Linked DNA regions of Homo sapiens: region 1 is linked to region 2. Evidence: chromatin loops called from intact Hi-C (ENCODE). Cell type or tissue: Caco-2. All regions are shown on one strand. Links, peaks and the distances in the headings refer to the core of each region. The heading gives the core; the rest is flanking DNA.

Region 1 (8,367 bases), core at 233-8,232, 56 kb before region 2:
AAAACAACAAGCAGAACTTCAAGAATGAAAAGTTCACCAAATCTGATTTTCCTGGATATACATACTAAAACACTTAGTGAACACATCACTAAGCAATGCATTTCAAATTTAATAATTACATATGAAATGAATTATTAATATATCATATGCTTTCTACTGAAAACTATACAGTATTTGTAGCCAAAATATTTACGAGGTTGTTTTAATGATCTCTGTTCATTGCTATGACAACATTCAATTGTGAAACTCACTAAAATATGTCAATACTGAGGACACAGGAAGTATAATGTATATGGACCTTAAACTTAACCACTGCAGTTTTAAGTCAAATAGTTATTTACTGGAGAAACAGCAAAAGTTACTTTGCCTCATAGTAAAAAGCCACTGAATTGTCATCTATAAAAACTTTCTTTTCTTAAAGTTTTGGGAGAAATATAATTTAATGTTATAAAAAATATTTTGCCCTAAATAAAAGTTTCATTTATCTATAGAAAAAGTCTGTGTAAATTCTGTTAAAGAGAATATATAACTCAATAATATTTTTAAAGCTAAATAACGTGAATGTCTTTTAAACACATTTCCACCTGGTACTAGCTCCCCTCCCCACCTCCCTGCAATAAGGCCATTGTTTGTTAAATTGAAAGGGGAAAGACCTGCTTAGAAAAAAAATAATAATCATAAGAGATAGGCATGTAAGAGAAAAATGAAGCATTGATCAGTGTACAAGAATGAGCACAAAACTTCCTGAAATGATGGAAACCTGATGATAGGGTGCCACATAATTAGGGACATTAAATTGGGTGCAAAATTGGGCAGTACAAATCCTTTATTTTCAGTTGAACTAGACAATCACTTGAACTTTAGGGGAAAAAAGAAAAAGATCTACTTTCTTTCTTCTATTTCAGCGCTTAAAATGGAGTAGCTAAAAAACTTAAAGCTGGAAGGATTGGTTCCCCCAAAGATGTAAAGATAACCCAAGGTGAAAGATTAAGGGTTTTTCAACATTCGCACAGATTTCAGGGTAAAATGAGCATAATGTAAATCAACTTATTGTTTGAGCCCTTTCAAATTAGTTGCCAAGAGAGGAGTGAAAACTTGGTAAGCAGGCTCCAGTTTCTGTGTGTTGATTTGGAAATCTTAAAGCTTGAGGGAGCTCAATTCATTTAAAGGAAGACATGTAAAGGGACAAAAAGTAAACAATGAAAATGCTATGCGATGAAGCACTAAAGTGAATGGGGGTATAGAGGATTTTTTAAAAAAACAAAACAATAAAGAGTCCATTGTGCTTTTAAATTACAATTTTAGAGAGTTCTTTAAGGGTCTGATTTTCTTTTGAGTATCAAAATGTCATGACCCATTTACAATATCCAAACTGTTGATGCTGTTTTTTTTATCTAGGTTGGAGGGAAATTAAATATAAATTGATATCTCCAAGAATTAAGTCCACATTTTCTAATAGGCAGGTGGCTATTTTGAGTGAAGCAGCCAAGGCATTTTGCCTTTTAACCTTCCTGCATGGAAAGTCAATTTCTCAACTGCAACTAGATACCTTCAGAACACTAATGATCAAATCTTATCCCTGCAGCAACTTCGGGTCCGGACTCTCCTCAGGAATCAAACCAAAAAGCACTATTTCACTAAAAGAAGTGAAGATAGTTGGCCAGACTAAATCCAGGTATTTGGACATAAATCTCAGGTGGCTCATCTGCCTTTTCCCAGGAAAATGCGGCCCCAGCTTTCATCAGTGTGTGCTTTGTCTTGATAGAAATGCATAATCATCAAAGCTAAGTATTTTTTTTACCTCAAATATAAGATCCTTTAGCACTGATTTTAAAAGTATTCGTAAACCACTTATAAACTACGAATGAAAAAATAAAGGACGACACAGATTTGTAGGGGCAAGAAAGGTGAGTAGGGAAGGACTAGATCATCTGCATCGAGATTTGAAAGACACTTGTGGCTTACTTGCAAAGCTTCTTTTAGCATTGAGCGTACGAGGGAAATTCTGTTCTTGATGACAGCGCAGTGGGAATTCCCACTCCAACAACCCATGAAATGTTACTGCATAATTATTCACCTTCTGAGGCCCATTACGACTTATCAGCAGAGAAAGAAATTTAATTTAAACTCACCCCTCTGTGCTAAAGAATGACTGGGACATGAGATCAAAGCGCGAAGCTCTGTCCTCCAGTGGTTTGCAACACCTAGGCACAATAGGGTGAGAGAACGCGGCATTCCAGCGCTTCCCAGCTTTCCGGACCCCGGAGAGAGGGGGTGGGGGTGTGGGCTCACATCGCCGGCTGGCTTGAGGGAGGAGAGTGGTGGCGGCTCCGGAGGTGGACGTGTCAATTATATCCTGGAGCTCCGGGAAGCCAGATTGCTTCTACCGGCGGCTGCAGGGGCTTGCAAGCGAAGATAGGCGGCCCTCCTTCCTTCCCCACTGTGGGGGATTGGGGTCAGTGGAGCCCGTGGATTTAGCCACGAGGGGACATGACTGGAGCCCTGTCACGCGCAGGTGTGCGTCTCCGAGAGCTCTTTCAATATAAGTGCGGGAGAAGATTTATGCTGCAGCCTCATCACAGGATGCCTTAAATGCATGTACATAGTGCGTATCTAACCACCCATAAAAGCCAAGTTTAATCCTTGGCATGTCTCGAGAATACAAAGTGGAACCCACAGATCCGAACCTGTGCGATGACTTCCAAGACCAGAAGGCCTAAGACCTAGAGGCGCCTAAAAGAGTCAGGGGGTGGGGCTGGGGAAAGGTTTACCAGGAGCCAGCTCCTTTCCTCAGGCAGCCCGGGGAGAGGCAGGTACATTCTCCAAATAAAGACCTTTAAGCGGAGCATGACGCTCTTCTCCGAAGGGTTGATCTATCTTGATCTCCTTTCAGATGTCACCAGAATAGGGACCTTCAGAATGTTGGTAGCAGTCCCCAAAGACCCAGAGGCCCAGAGTCGGGAGAGAAGAGCATTGGGAAGGAAGCCCATGAGAGGTTGTTGGGTTTTGGGTGCAATGCAGTAGAGTTCTGTTCAACAGGTTCAGTGATTCTACATCTGTGTCCATCCACCTATCTATCCATCACTTTTTCTGTTAGTCCCAGGGTAGCTAAACTTTTTTGATATCCTGAAACTAAAAAGCGCAGAGTTTTCACAGCCAGTCACACTTAATTGCGCCTTCTTTATGATAACAGTGTGGGGAAATGTGGGCAAGTTCCTTCACTCGTCGAGTCTGCCAACCCCATGATAAAATGACAAGAATAAATCTTGCCACCTATGGAGGACGCTGCACTTTGACGTCGCTGGGGAGAGGAGGCGGGTGCGAGTGAACACAAAGCAGTTTGGCCAAGAAAAGAGCACAGGAGGTGAAGAAAGGCAGGCAGTCGTGGGCCAGGACAGAGAGAAAGCTGAACAAGTTCAGGAAGAAGAATCTGAGTCTGTCCACGCCGCAGCAGCCTCCGGTGGCACGGGCAGAAAGATCAAGCGCGGCACCCCGTGACAGGATGGGACAGATTCCCCGGGCTCCGAGGCCCTAGGATGGCGCAGGGCAGCGGGCTGGTGCGGGAAAACTACAGAGCAAGCGAGGGAGGGAAGCGAAGGCAGGGGAATCCCTCACCCCGTCCGGCCCGAGTGTCTTTTGAGAGCCCACAGGCGAGCGGGGCGGGGGGAGGCTCCCCGCGCATTCCCACCGTGGGTTTGCCCAAGGTCAGAGGCCCGGGACTGGCGGGGCGGGTCTGGCCGGCATTGCCCGCGCTGAGCGCGCTGCAGAACGGGAGCAGGGCACAGGGTGGCGCTCGCTGTCCGTGCAGCGGGCGGAGGCGGCCGCGGTGCCTTTGTGTGCGGTGGGCGCGGCGATGGGCTGCTCCGGCCCGCAGCCCGAGGGGAGCGGCGGGCCCGGGCCGGGGCCAGGGCTCGCGGGGAGACCCCAGACCACCACCTCACTCTTCGCTGCTACGTGCAAGCGGACCGTGCGGATCGCCAGTTCGGAACCCTCCCCGGGAGGGCCCCGGGGTCTTTCTCAATGTACTGGGCACTTCGAGGAGCTGGGAAGAGGAAAGCGGAGGGTAGCGTTTAGAAAGGGAGGGAAATCCTCCCAGGCTCAAAACCTCTCGCAGAATTCATTCGAAAAGAGAACGAAGGGAACTTTGGGCAGGCCGGACCTCGGCTCAGCGCCCTGCGAGAGAAGCAGAGGTCGCTGCCAGCGTTTCCTCCCGCGCAGCAAGAAATTGGTGCCTGAGAAGCAAAGTTGAGGAATGGGCTTTTTAAAAGCGGCAGCCCCAGGCCGGGCGCGGTGGCTCACGCCGGTAATCCCAGCACTTTAAGAGGCCGAGGCTGGCGGATCACCTGAAGTCAGGAGTTCGAGACCAGGCCAACATGGTGAAACCGGTCTCTACTGAAAATGCACAATTAGCCGGGCGTGGTGGCGGTCGCCTGTAATCCCAGCTACAGGGGAGGCTGAGGCAGGAGAATCGCTTGAACCCGGAAGGCGGAGGTTGCAGTGAGCCGAAATTGCGCTGTTGCACTCCAGCCTAGACAAGAGCGAAACTCCATCTCAAAAAAAAAAAAAAAAAAAAAAAGCAACATTTCCGGTAGATGGACTTTCAAAAACGGTACTAGAATACCAGGAAAAAGCGACAGCTTGTAGCGGGGCTTTATTCCGAGTTCTAGGTCACCTCAAGCCCTCCCCGCTGTCCCTAGAGCTCTCCCACTGTTCGTTAGGAACCAAAGCAAAATGTATAAGGCTGCTTTCCTCACCGCCAAGAGACTCCGCAGAAAATTAAATTAAATTAAACATGCGCCGAGGGACTAGGGAAAAATAGATCCCCCCTCCCCGCCGCTGCAGCAAATCAACATTTCTGCTCACAGGGAGAGCAGCGAATCTAAAGACATGGCCACTGACGCGCATCCCCTTAAACCGCAGCGGCTAGGGTCCAGGATGGCAAGGAATTAGCGGCTTTCCTTTAATCCGGAAGCAGGGAATAAACAGGGAGAAAATTCTGAATCTTATTTTTAAAATAACATCAACTATTTATATTGAGCAGTCTTCAAAAGATGCCACCCAAAACCAAAGCCCTGACTTTAAAATGGGTACAGCATTACTATATTTCGATTCCTTACTTTAACACCATTTTCTTGAAATACAGGCACAGAATTGATCTTCTGCGCCATTTTTTAAAAAGGAGGGAGATTGGGAGGGAGAGAAGGAGGAAGAAAGGAAGGAAGGAAGCAACTGCAGAAACCATACTTTTAAAAAGAGAGAGAAGGATAAAGATGTTGGTAATATCTGGGTTTTTCTTAGGAGTGTAAAGAGAAATAATGCCTGTTTGGACAGAAGCAGCAAAAATCAGTAGTAAAATGAACAACCACAGTTTATTCAAAATACCTGCATCAAATCAATCCCTTTTTGAGGCTGTTTGTACAAAACACTGAGCAAAATTCTTAAATTCTTCATGATAATATTTATCTTTACCATCTTAGCAAACAGATAATAATCAAATCCACACTTTTTTCCCCCTTTTTCTGCCTTAATTTATCAGCCAAAAAGATCATCTGACCTTTGAGCAATCCTCTACAATATTTATTTTTAAAAAAATTCCTCTACAAGCCTTCTGTAGCATTCCATTTAATAACCTCACCAAAAGATCCATGAAGATGAAAATGATAGCAAAATTATCGATCTGCCTACTTAGGAGTCCAGTCTCATCACCTGCTTGTCTTTAAATTTTAATTTCAGTATTCTCTAACCAAAGGAAGCCCAGTTGAGAAGTTATGCCAAGATTCCGGTAGGAGCAGGGCGGAAGGAAGGCAAACCCATTCAGGAGCTTTTTCCAGCATCAGTTGTTCTGAGAGGAAGTCATCATATTGGTTTAAATTAAGTTTCTTACATAAAATATTTCAGTTGGTAATCCAGCCTCAACAAATCACAGTTACACATATCTCAGTGAAAGAGATCATCCACAAAGAGAGAAGGTGAGGAAGGAAGGAGCCAAAAAAGGAGAAAGCAGGATAGGGAAGAAACATTCAAGTTTGTAGAAGAGATGAGGTAGGAAATGGAAATGGTTGGATTGGCAGCCCTTTCCAGACTCTGGAGGGTGGGCTGATATATGCTGGCCTGACTTCTGGGTCAACAACTAGTTTAACTCTATCTTGATCTGCCAGACTGGAAGCTTGTCCCTTGGTTCAAAGTGAGACCTGGCCTTTGACTTCACTTGAGTGAGCCTCCAGCTACTGCCAGGAAGTGCTTTATCAGGGACAAAACAGGAACAAAAAAAAAAAAAAAATCACAATTTGGTACCTCATCTTCTGTTTTCCCAAAAGAACCCTGCCCACCCTGCAGAAAATTAAGCTAGAAATACTGTTCCATAACCACCAAAACAAACCAAGCAAAGCTAGAAGGGTGAGGAGCCAGAAGGAAGAAAGGGAAAGTTTGCACATCTGTACAGCAGAAAAAATGTCCCCCTTCAATCACCCCAAAGAAATCTTCTTCCAGACAATATTTCTCCTTGTCATAACCCACCTCTTAAATCAATGTTGATTCTGCATGTAATGCAACTGATATTATAAATGTACCAAGCAGCTTTCCTCTTACCTGCCACTACATTTAACTCCTTCAGAACCGCTCTTTCCGAATCCCTCAGCATTGCAACTTTCAATAAAAAAGAAACAACACTTAAACTGTGTTCTGCTTGTTATCCTAGGAAGAAAGTGACAGAAAGAAACTATTTTACTTTTAAAATCCATTATTTAGAACTATAGTATACCAAAGAATCAGAGTTAACTTGTTTGTCTAGAACCATAGAGACTGGAGGCCTCAAATACCTGCATAGACAGCAGGATTAAAGGTGTCACCTACTTGGACACGAGCTATATTATTCTAAAACATCTTTTATCCCTAATTGCTTTTTCCTCTCAATTTACAGTGCTCATAGCACTTTGTATTTTCACTTGCTTCTATGCATTATAATTACCATATATAGATTTCAATGGAAAATTTTTCAGTTCAAGATGTATACCAAGACTATACTTAGGGTGGGGAGATTGCAAACAGAAATAAAGAAGCTAAACTTGTAAGAATCCAAACACACTAACTTTTTATTCAATTTGATTCAAAATAATAATATTAATCTAATAGTGAAATAGTGATATAACATCAATCAACATTTAGAGTATTTTATGTTTCAAAGTATGGCTCAGGAACACCCATTGCTAAATGCACTTAGACATAACAAGACAGTATTTTTTATTGGCATCATTGACACCTATGAACAATAGCCTAGTAAATAGATTAAGGTTTAACCTTCCTTTTCTTTGGTGGCTGTTTAGAGACTTTAAAAGAACAGATAACTCATTTCAACAGGAATCTACTACTGATATTTACCTCTACATAATCTTTAGCTAAGACTTGGAATGCCAAAAACAAGCTTTTGTTAGCTTGACCTCCTCCACCTCCTAACAACAAAAGTTATCCCCAAACCCATGTTTTTATTTTAGATGTATTGATCTTCCAATGTAAGGCTTGGCCTTTTAAATACTAATGCAATCAATGGCCAACAACCTGACTCCTTCTGGAGACTGAGAAGGAAAGAGAATGGTGAAATTTCTTTGAATTGTGACTTAGTACAAATTTTAAGAGGTCAGTAAATCCTGATGCTATGAGCTAAATCTACTGGTAAATAATCAATTACATTCCTTAGACACTATAATCTTTATCTTGGTAAACAGAGAAAACACAGCTTTGCCAAATAGATCTTTCCATCTAACATCTTAAAGGTAATTATTTAAATATTACCACAAACAAGGATATATTTTGTTTAAATTAGACAATTAACTGAAGATAAAATGCACGTCCATAGTTTAAAAAGGGGAAAAAATACAAATTAACTGGCCTAGTCTTTTATCTGAGTTTATTATACCATTTAAAATATTACAAATAAATCAATTACATTTCATGCATTTAAAATGCAAATCTAAAATGCTCCAGAGAAAGGCTTTTCATTTCAATGTGAAATATCCAAATTATTTCAACATTACAATGAGCAATTAGTTTGCAGAATCTGCAAACATTTAAATGTAGTGTCAGAAGTATTTATTAACAGTTAACAATATTACCTTCAGGAAATACACAAAGGCCAAAGTTAGTCGAGTTTCACTTGGACAATTTATTTAATACATGGGTTTTGGCAGACCACTTATTATGAAATATAGGAGAACTCTCACTTTAACTATGCCTGAACTGCCAGCAAATGCAAATAAGTACATGCTCCATTAAATTAAATGTCATCCAACATTTATCAAATATTGTCTTAGTTACAGCTTGATACCTATCTAAATTCATATTCGAGCAAAACTAGGCCCCGAAAGTGCGTTT
Region 2 (8,367 bases), core at 197-8,196:
GTGAGCCACCATGCCTGGCCTCATGGCATTTTCTATTTGAATTTTAAGTTCCATTTTAAGGTTAGGAGAACTGAACCTTAACACTGTGTCCCATGGACTCAACACAGGACCTGGCTCTTTGAACAAACTTGATAAATATTTGTTTACTGAATGAATAAAAAACATTCCCAGGCATGGTTGCTCATGCCTATAATCCCAGCACTTTGGGAGGCCAAGGTGGGTGGATCACCTGAGGTCAGGAGTTTGAGACCAGCCTGGCCAACATGATGAAACCCTGTCTCTACTAAAAATACAAAAATTAGACTGACGTGGTGGCGCATGCCTCTAGTCCCAGCTACTCGGGAGGCTGAGGCAGGTTCTGCTTCTCCATGGCTCCCTACGATGAATGCCTAGAGAGGGTATTGACATGGCAACCTGATGCCAGCACATCTGTCTACAGCTGGTGAATCTCACACCCTTCAGTCACAGTGAGAGATGTATGATCTGGGCAAAAGCCAAGTCTTCAGGTTAAATCTCTCTCTCTCTCTCCTTTTTTTTTTGAGATGGAATCTCATTCTGTTGCCCAGGCTGGAGTGCAGTGGTGCAATCTTGGCTCACTAAAACCTCCGCCTCCTGGGTTCAAGCGATTCTCCTGCTTGAACCCAGGAGGCAGAGGTTGCAGTGAGCCGAGATCATGCCACTGCACTCCAGCCTCGCCAACAGAGTGAGACTCCATCCCCAAAACAACAACAACAACAAAACATTCACATCCATAGTAACCTTTTAAAGCTCTGGGCCAACACCCCGTCTTTGCTTTCCTCAGCTGCCACACTGAATCATGTATGTTCAAGCCACCCATTTTCCTGACCAAACTAAACTTAATCAAATATGTTAACAGCCTCAGATTTCCCTTCAGATGGTGGTCACCAGCCCAGCCCTGGGTTTTGCAGGTCCATATGCAAATCAGGAGACAGAATCTTGCAGCCGGCCCTGAAGTCTGGGATCTGGAATCCTTTGCTCCCAAATGACCTTGAGACTCTGCAGAGATCTCAGGTCACCATTTTCCACTCCTCTATTAGTCCTAGTTTTTAGGACTATGCCACTGCTTGTTTTCTAACACCCTCCTTCTCTCCAGCCTGGGAACTGAAGGCCTGCCCTTGGCAAGGATCCTGTTCCACATGGACAAAAATGCCTAAATGACAACCATCTGCCATCTACTGGCTCTCTTTCCTTCCCAGCTTTCTCTGCCTACCCCCCACCCCCAACCAAGTTAATTACTGCTTGACAATCCAGAAAGTCCTGGAAGGCTGGAGAAGGCAATGCCACTACACCTCCCTGATCAGGATGGCTTGCCTTTGGAAGAAAGAAAAACAGTGGATAGTTAGTAGCTTCAGCAAGGCTTGAAATTCTTGCTTTGCTATTAGAGTAAGCATTTCTTGTATTTTACATGTTTTATTTCAAATGCAGCATTGGTATGATCAGATAAGCTGACACTGGAATTTCTGATTTTCCCTTTTCCTCTTTCTCTTTTTTTTTTCTTTTTATTGACATCTGTACTTTAAGAATGTAAATGTAGGGATTCTGGTACTTTTCTTAAAATCCAACTTTTCTTGATACCATATCTTGTTTGAAGTATGTAAACAAGCTGTTGTGTTCTCTGGTGCCAAGTGATAGGAAGGAAGAGGGGAAGTTTAGCTTTGTATTCTCCTGGCTCCTCCCCAGTGTATTGCTAGGCAGGCCACAGCTCCTGCTGTGAGGACTTCTGCAGCTATAGCTCCCTGGTACCTCCTCTCCCTCCTGCCCAGTCAGGCCTAGGAGTGGTAATAGTGCCCCACTTTGCTACCCCTAGGGTGCTTCACCCTTCTTGGTTTCTCTTTTCTCTTCCTGCACCTTTGTAAATGGTTGCTTTATTAAGCTTTATCTAATTATCTGTTGGAGGGTGTCATTTGTTTCTAATGAGACCTTAAGTATATGGGATATGAATTAGGGTAAAAGCATTAGTCCATGAGATATGGTATATGGTAAAAAATGTTTAGAAGAAGACATGGGAGAAAATCTTCAGAACCTCGGGCTAGGTGAAGAATTCTTAGACATGACACCAATATTATAATTATATAAAAGAAAACAAATAAATTGGCTTCTTCGATACTAAAAACTTTTGCTCAATGAAAGATGGTAGTAAGAAGATGAAAATACAAGCTACAAATTTAAGGAAAACATTTGTCAACCACTTCCAAACCATATATGTGATAAAGAACTCTCAAAACTCAGTAGCAGGCCCGGCACAGTGGCTCACGCCTGTAATCCCAGCACTTTGGGAAGCTGAGGCGGGTGGATCACGAGGTCAGGAGATCGACACCTTCCTGGCTAACATGGTGAAACCCCGTTTCTACTAAAAATACAACAAATTAGCCGGCGTGGTGGCGGGCGCCTGTAGTCCCAGCCAGCTACTGGGGAGGCTGAGGCAGGAGAATGGCGTGAACCCGGGAGGCAGAGGTTGCAGTGAACCGAGATAGTGCCACTGCACTCCAGCCTGGGCGACAGAGCGAGACTGCATCTCAAAAAAAAAAACAAAAAACAACAAAAAAAAAAACTCAGTAGTAAAACAATCCAGTTGAAATCAAAATGACTAAAATGTTTTAAAAAAGAAGTGATAACACCAAATGCTGGCAAGGATGCAGAGAAATTGGATCCCTTATACATTACTGGTGGGAATGCAAAATGGTACAACCACTTGAAAATAGTTTGGCCATTTCTTAAAAATCTAATCACATTTTACCATACAACCCAGCAACGATACTCCTGAGCATTCAACCCAAAGAAAAGAAAACTTATGGACACCAAAATGTATTTGCAAATGTTTATAGCAGCTTTATTTGTAATAGCCAAAGATTAGAAACAACCCAGATGCCCTTCCATGGGTGAATGAATGATCAAACTGTGTTGCATCCATACTATAGAATACTACTCAGCAACAAAAAGGAATCAACTATTATTACACATGTAACAAGTTGGATGGATCTCAAGGCAATTATGCTGAGTGAAAAAGAGGTTATAAACAGAAGGTAACATACTGTATTATTCTATTTCTATAACATTCTCCAAATGACAAAATTATAGAGATGGAGAACGGAGTAGTTGTTGCCAGAGGATAGAGATGGTCTCTGGGAGGGAGATGGATGCGTATAACTATAAAATAGAACTATTAGGGATCTTTGTGGTAATGAAACAGATCTGTACCCTTATCACATCTACATGTAATAAAATTGTCTGAATCACACACATATGTACATACACACAAGTACCTGTCAACATTGGTGAAATCTGAATAAGACTGTACTTGTACCAACGTCATTTTCTTGGTCTTGATATTGTATTAGTTATGTAAGATGTTATCTTTGAAGGTGAAAATGGGTGAAATACACATGGGACTTCTTTGTATTATTTTGGCAACTTCTTGTGATTCTGTATCTATTTGAAAATAAAATTGGCCCCTAACTGGGACCATTAACTTGGGAAATATGTCATTTTATTCTTTAGCATGAGAGAAGGGGGAAGAGGAGGGTACTGCCACAAGTACTTTGCTGTTAGCTATATGTCATTGCTAAGCTCTATCATTAATTGTTAAATTGACAAACGGACTAAAGTCAAGATCCCAATATTCCAATGGAAATATTTTATTTTCAATTGTTGTTTAATGTAAAAACATAAACTTGCCTTAAAAATGGGTTTTCCATATACTGTTTTCCTGTGGAAGTATTTCCAGGAAAGAATATCAAACCTATAGAACGTTTTCTCATTGTACAAATGTAAAAATACAAAATACTATTAATTTGCTCCTTAAGAATGCTCAAACTTGTGCAGAGACTTTACACATCTTCAGGGAACCTTGGTTACCCTTACAGAGACTTTCTAAAGATATATCATCATTCACTGATGACCAAAAACTGTAGTAACTCCAAACACACTCTTCACAAAAAGAACACAAGAAGGAACACTGATGGAGGCAGTGTGTCATTTCAGAAGGCTGTGGCTGCTGTGAACTTTGTCTAACCAGGGTGATGAGCTTTTCTCTTTGGTTACAGACAGAGAACTTGGCTTTCAAGTCAGGGCACTCACTAGGGTTTGGACAACAAGGGAGAAGGTGGACAACATCAAACATCTCATTAATTCAAGTAAACATGGAGACAACCTGATTTTATTCAATCTCAAAATTATATACTTCTTGAAAGGCTGACATAATATTTCCCAATAGCTCTGTGTCAAAAAATAGATTTAAAATACATGATAGTGTTCCAGACATTTGTATATGTTGCTGTCATTATGTTAACAGTTCCTTGACAATTTTTATAAAGACCTCAAAAATTTTTCTAAAAATTGTTCCCAAAGCTTGGAGTGCATGCTTTGCCTGTACTACCACCTTCAGGAAGACTTATGTAGTGCCTGGCACTAATGTACTTTCAAAAGGACACTAAATATTACCCTTGCAATCTCTTCTTTTTCTTCTAGAGACATGTAAATTCCTCTTTTTTATATACCCATGTTTTGACTCATTCAAGTTATAAACATATTTTTTGAATAAATAAATGAAATTCATGACTCAATAAGGACTTGCTATCTTCTAATTTTATAGATTAAAGACATTTTATGGCATAATAGTGTTGTGGGACTTTTTGCTTAGTTCAGCTAAAGACAGGGTTCCTTATCACATGGCCACGAAAAATTAGGCTCACAGACAATTTGAAGCGAGAGGAGGGCAGGGTTTATTGGGTGAAATGGAAGAAAAGGGGAAACAGAGACTCTTAGCAAAGCGAGAGAGTGTGCTTCCTGCCACTGGGCTTCCCGCCTCACAGATTGAATCCCAGGTTCCACCCAGGAAGAGGAGGGGCCAAGCTCCTCCCGCTGCAAACGCGCGAACTTCTGTGGCTCGATCCCAGTGCGCACTCCTCCCAGTGCACTGGCCGGTTGGAGTTTTGCCAGGGAGGCCTTCCCACCTGCCTGTCTCAATGGAAAGAATATGTGGATTTGGATTCAGGGACACCTTTATCACCTATGTGACTTTAGGTAAGTTACAAACACAGTGAGCCTCAGTTTTTGTACTAGTAAAACCTATTATGGCACAGGTTTGCAGGACGACGAATGAGGTCTTGACCGCTGAGGTGATTTATAATGTACTTGTATTAGGACTGGAGTTAGTGTGCTAACTCAGAGGCCACAGTTAGTGGTACTGACAGAGATTGCATTTAGGTCTTCCCAAGGGTGGTTCCGTTCTTTAACCTTAGATGTTTTATTTTATTTACTTATTTATTTATTTATTTATTAATTTTTGAGACGGAGTCTTGCTCCGTCACCCAGGCTGGAGCGCGATATCGGCTCACTGCAAGCTCCGCCTCCCGGGTTCACGCCATTCTCCTGCCTCAGCCTCCCCAGCAGCTGGGACTACAGGCGCCCGCCACCGCGCCCGGCTAATTTTTTGTATTTTTAGTAGAGACAGGGTTTCACCGTGTTAGCCAGGATGGTCTCGATCTCCTGACCTCGTGATCCGCCCGCCTCGGCCTCCCAAAATGCTGGGATTACAGGCGTGAGCCACCGCGCCCGGCCAATGTTTTCCATATTTAGTGTTGTCACTCATCTTTTAGCATGGGCAACTAAAGCAGGTCTGAGGACAGTGCGTATAGTTTTCTGCAACATGACACAAAGAGTACCAGGGCGAGATTATGTCTGTCACAGATGAAAATATTCCATTTGTGTGTCATAGTAATCTATTCATTGGTTTATGGACCCAAAATTCTCCAGGGGGACTCACAAATCCCCATAATGTTTCTATGTGCCAGATTTTTCATTTGGAGCTCTGCTTTAGTTGACAGATGTGTAAAAATCACATGTAGCCAAATGACTCTTCAGTCAGCACTAAGCTGATAATGCTGAAGACTGGTTATTCCTGCTAAGATTCACTGGACCCTCTGCCCAGACTGTGTTTTTCAAATCTCATATTAGAGCTTAATGTTATTTTATTTTAATGCCAATGCTGTGCTCCCCAATGCCATATCTTTAAACTATTGTGCCCCATTCTAATACAAACACTAACTTACATGGGGAGCTCTCTTTTGAGGAAGTCGAAGTAGATCAGTAACTAAATTCAGTTCCTTAAAGGTGTAAAACTCTGAGAGAGTCACACACAAGTCAGATTGGGAGAAAGTTTCTTAGAATAATAAATTTTAAAATCTTACATGGGGAGCTCTCTTTTGAGGAAGTCGAAGTAGATCAGTAACTAAATTCAGTTCCTTAAAGGTGTAAAACTCTGAGAGAGTCACACACAAGTCAGATTGGGAGAAAGTTTCTTAGAATAATAAATTTTAAAATCTTAAAGGTTAAGAATTAGTTGGATGTTAAATATTGAGTCTCAACTGTATCATGTCACTGGTATACGGAGGTAAGTTGACTTGCCCAAAATCTGCTGAGAGTAACTGGTAGAGCTAGAATTTGCATCCACATGTCTTCTGGTTACCCCAGTTTGAGTGCTCTTTTGGCACTCTTACTATCCTTTACATAAAAATATTGTGTATTGGTAGGACAGTTTTAGTAAGCACAGAAATTATATTAATGGCAGTGCTATATCAAGAAGTGGACAAATTCCTGTGTTTTGTTTTAGATTTTGTGATGATGATAGTGGCCCTTAAGTAGCGATAGCTATGTGATAGAAAAAAATTTAACAAATTTTGCTGCATCAATATTTTGCGCTTTGTGTTGTTTCAGAGTATATTTCCCCACCCCCTTTTTCTCTTCAACTGGGAAAACAAACGCAAAATATGATTCTACATAAAAAATTTCATTAGTTTGATTTTTTCTTAGAAATTCTATTCTTCTTCTTAATATATGACAGCTTTTAAAAATGGCTTTATTTCTTTAAAAAGAAATAAAAATGGGTTTCAATTTGCAGTGCAGGCAAGGTATATCAAAATATGTGCTAGGATATATAGCAGGGAAGTCTAGCCTGAAATAGAGTAGAACTGTGATATTTATAAATATTTACAAATGAATCTTTTAGTCACTTTTCAAATCCCTGAATTTCTAAATAGTGCTTTGGCTGCAAAAAAACTAAAAATCTAGTACTTCCAAACATCATGTAGAGAATGTAAATGGTGTAATTCTAGAGGAAGACAGCAGAGAAGAGTGAGGAGTATGGTTCACTGGAAAGTGCATGACCTATCTTCAGGGGCCAGTTCGTAATCAACTTTAGTCCTGTGATGTCATAAGGGAATGCAAATTTAGTATTAAGTGTTCCTGATTTTCTTTTTTGAGAAGTTTGAAGTATTGTTTTTTTTCTTTAATGATGACAACTAATTTCAATTTTAAAAAACATCCAGGCCAAATTAAATATGTCTGTCATTGTATCTGGCCTGTGGGTCTTTAGCTTTTGACCTCTGATCTAAAGCATTTAATTCCTTCCTATAAAATTTAGTCGTGACAAGTAGAGTGCAGCAAAGCTGAATTAAAAGCAGATGCTGGACGGTCAGCCATGCTCAGCCCTTAACACTGCTCTTTGTAACTACATGATTCAAATTCAGGATTTAGAAAAATAATACATTCCTTTAAGCCGCGGGTCTCAAGATCTCTGATGGAAACTGCATGATATCCTTACAGCCAATATTTCCTGTATTTGAAAGCTGGGTTAACTCTCATTGATCTGGAAAGTTCTCTGTGGTCCTTTTTTTTCTCGTTCTAAAAAACCCAAAAAACCAAAACAAACTAACCGAAGGGATTAATCTCATGATAGGTAGAAGGCCTTAAATCGTAGGGTCTTACACTGAGAGCAGCTCCTGCCAGCTTCCTCAATACACGTGGCTGGTTTGATTAAGATAAAACCATGATATTGAAAGAATTTTGTTATCTTCTTTCATTAACACTTTTTAAATCCAAATACTCTTATTTATTTACAATTTTATATTTTGCAAAGATGAAACCAATGTCTCAGGAATGAATGATTAAAAAACTAAAAAAGTAATTACTATAATACAATTTAGCATTATGAGAAAGAAACCACTTTTCTGGAGTATTCTACATTGCGTGTACATATATTTCAGTCTAGGGTTGTTACGCTTATTAGTAACAGTTTGATGCAAAAACTCATTAAGAATACTAAAAACTGCTCTTATGTTAAATTCAACAGTCTTTATTGGATTTATCACTTTAAAATAGCTGTTCTCAAATTTTATCATCTGTGTAGTACTAGTCTACAATGATGGCTACCAATAGCTCTTCCTAACCCTGTACCTTCACGGTGCCCCTTCCATCAAAAGGTAGAGTCTTGTTTCCCTTTCCTTGAATCTGGTCAGGTCACATGACTTGCTTTGATCAACAGAAAGCAGCAGAGGAGTCTCTGAGTCA

Evidence for each region. Hi-C counts contacts between places; a loop is a spot of excess contacts. Peaks named below come from ENCODE experiments on the same cell type or tissue, not always from the same donor. Only the 100,000 strongest peaks of a DNase experiment are listed, where the experiment ranks them.
Region 1: a loop joins it to region 2, with 13 times the contacts of the local background. A loop is called at or near these places in 8 of 110 quality-filtered maps.

The regions. Positions count from the first base shown.
Region 1 is chr7:20,774,393-20,782,759 of GRCh38, forward strand. SP8 (Sp8 transcription factor) reads right to left here. Exons shown (of 2, transcript NM_182700.6): 2 at 7,887-8,367. Among named protein-coding and RNA genes, the nearest start is that of SP8, 8.3 kb to the right of the region's middle. RefSeq lists enhancers at 1,744-2,326, 2,327-2,907. In Caco-2, for the core only: a CTCF peak has its summit at 3,794 (motif pointing right); DNase peaks (open chromatin) are centred at 3,515 and 3,779; H3K4me3 peaks cover 926 bases.
Region 2 is chr7:20,830,462-20,838,828 of GRCh38, forward strand. It overlaps LINC01162 (long intergenic non-protein coding RNA 1162), which reads left to right and starts at 4,970. Exons shown (of 6, transcript NR_126381.1): 1 at 4,970-5,043. RefSeq lists an enhancer at 4,404-4,904. In Caco-2, for the core only: a CTCF peak has its summit at 4,405 (motif pointing left); a DNase peak (open chromatin) is centred at 4,870; H3K4me3 peaks cover 691 bases.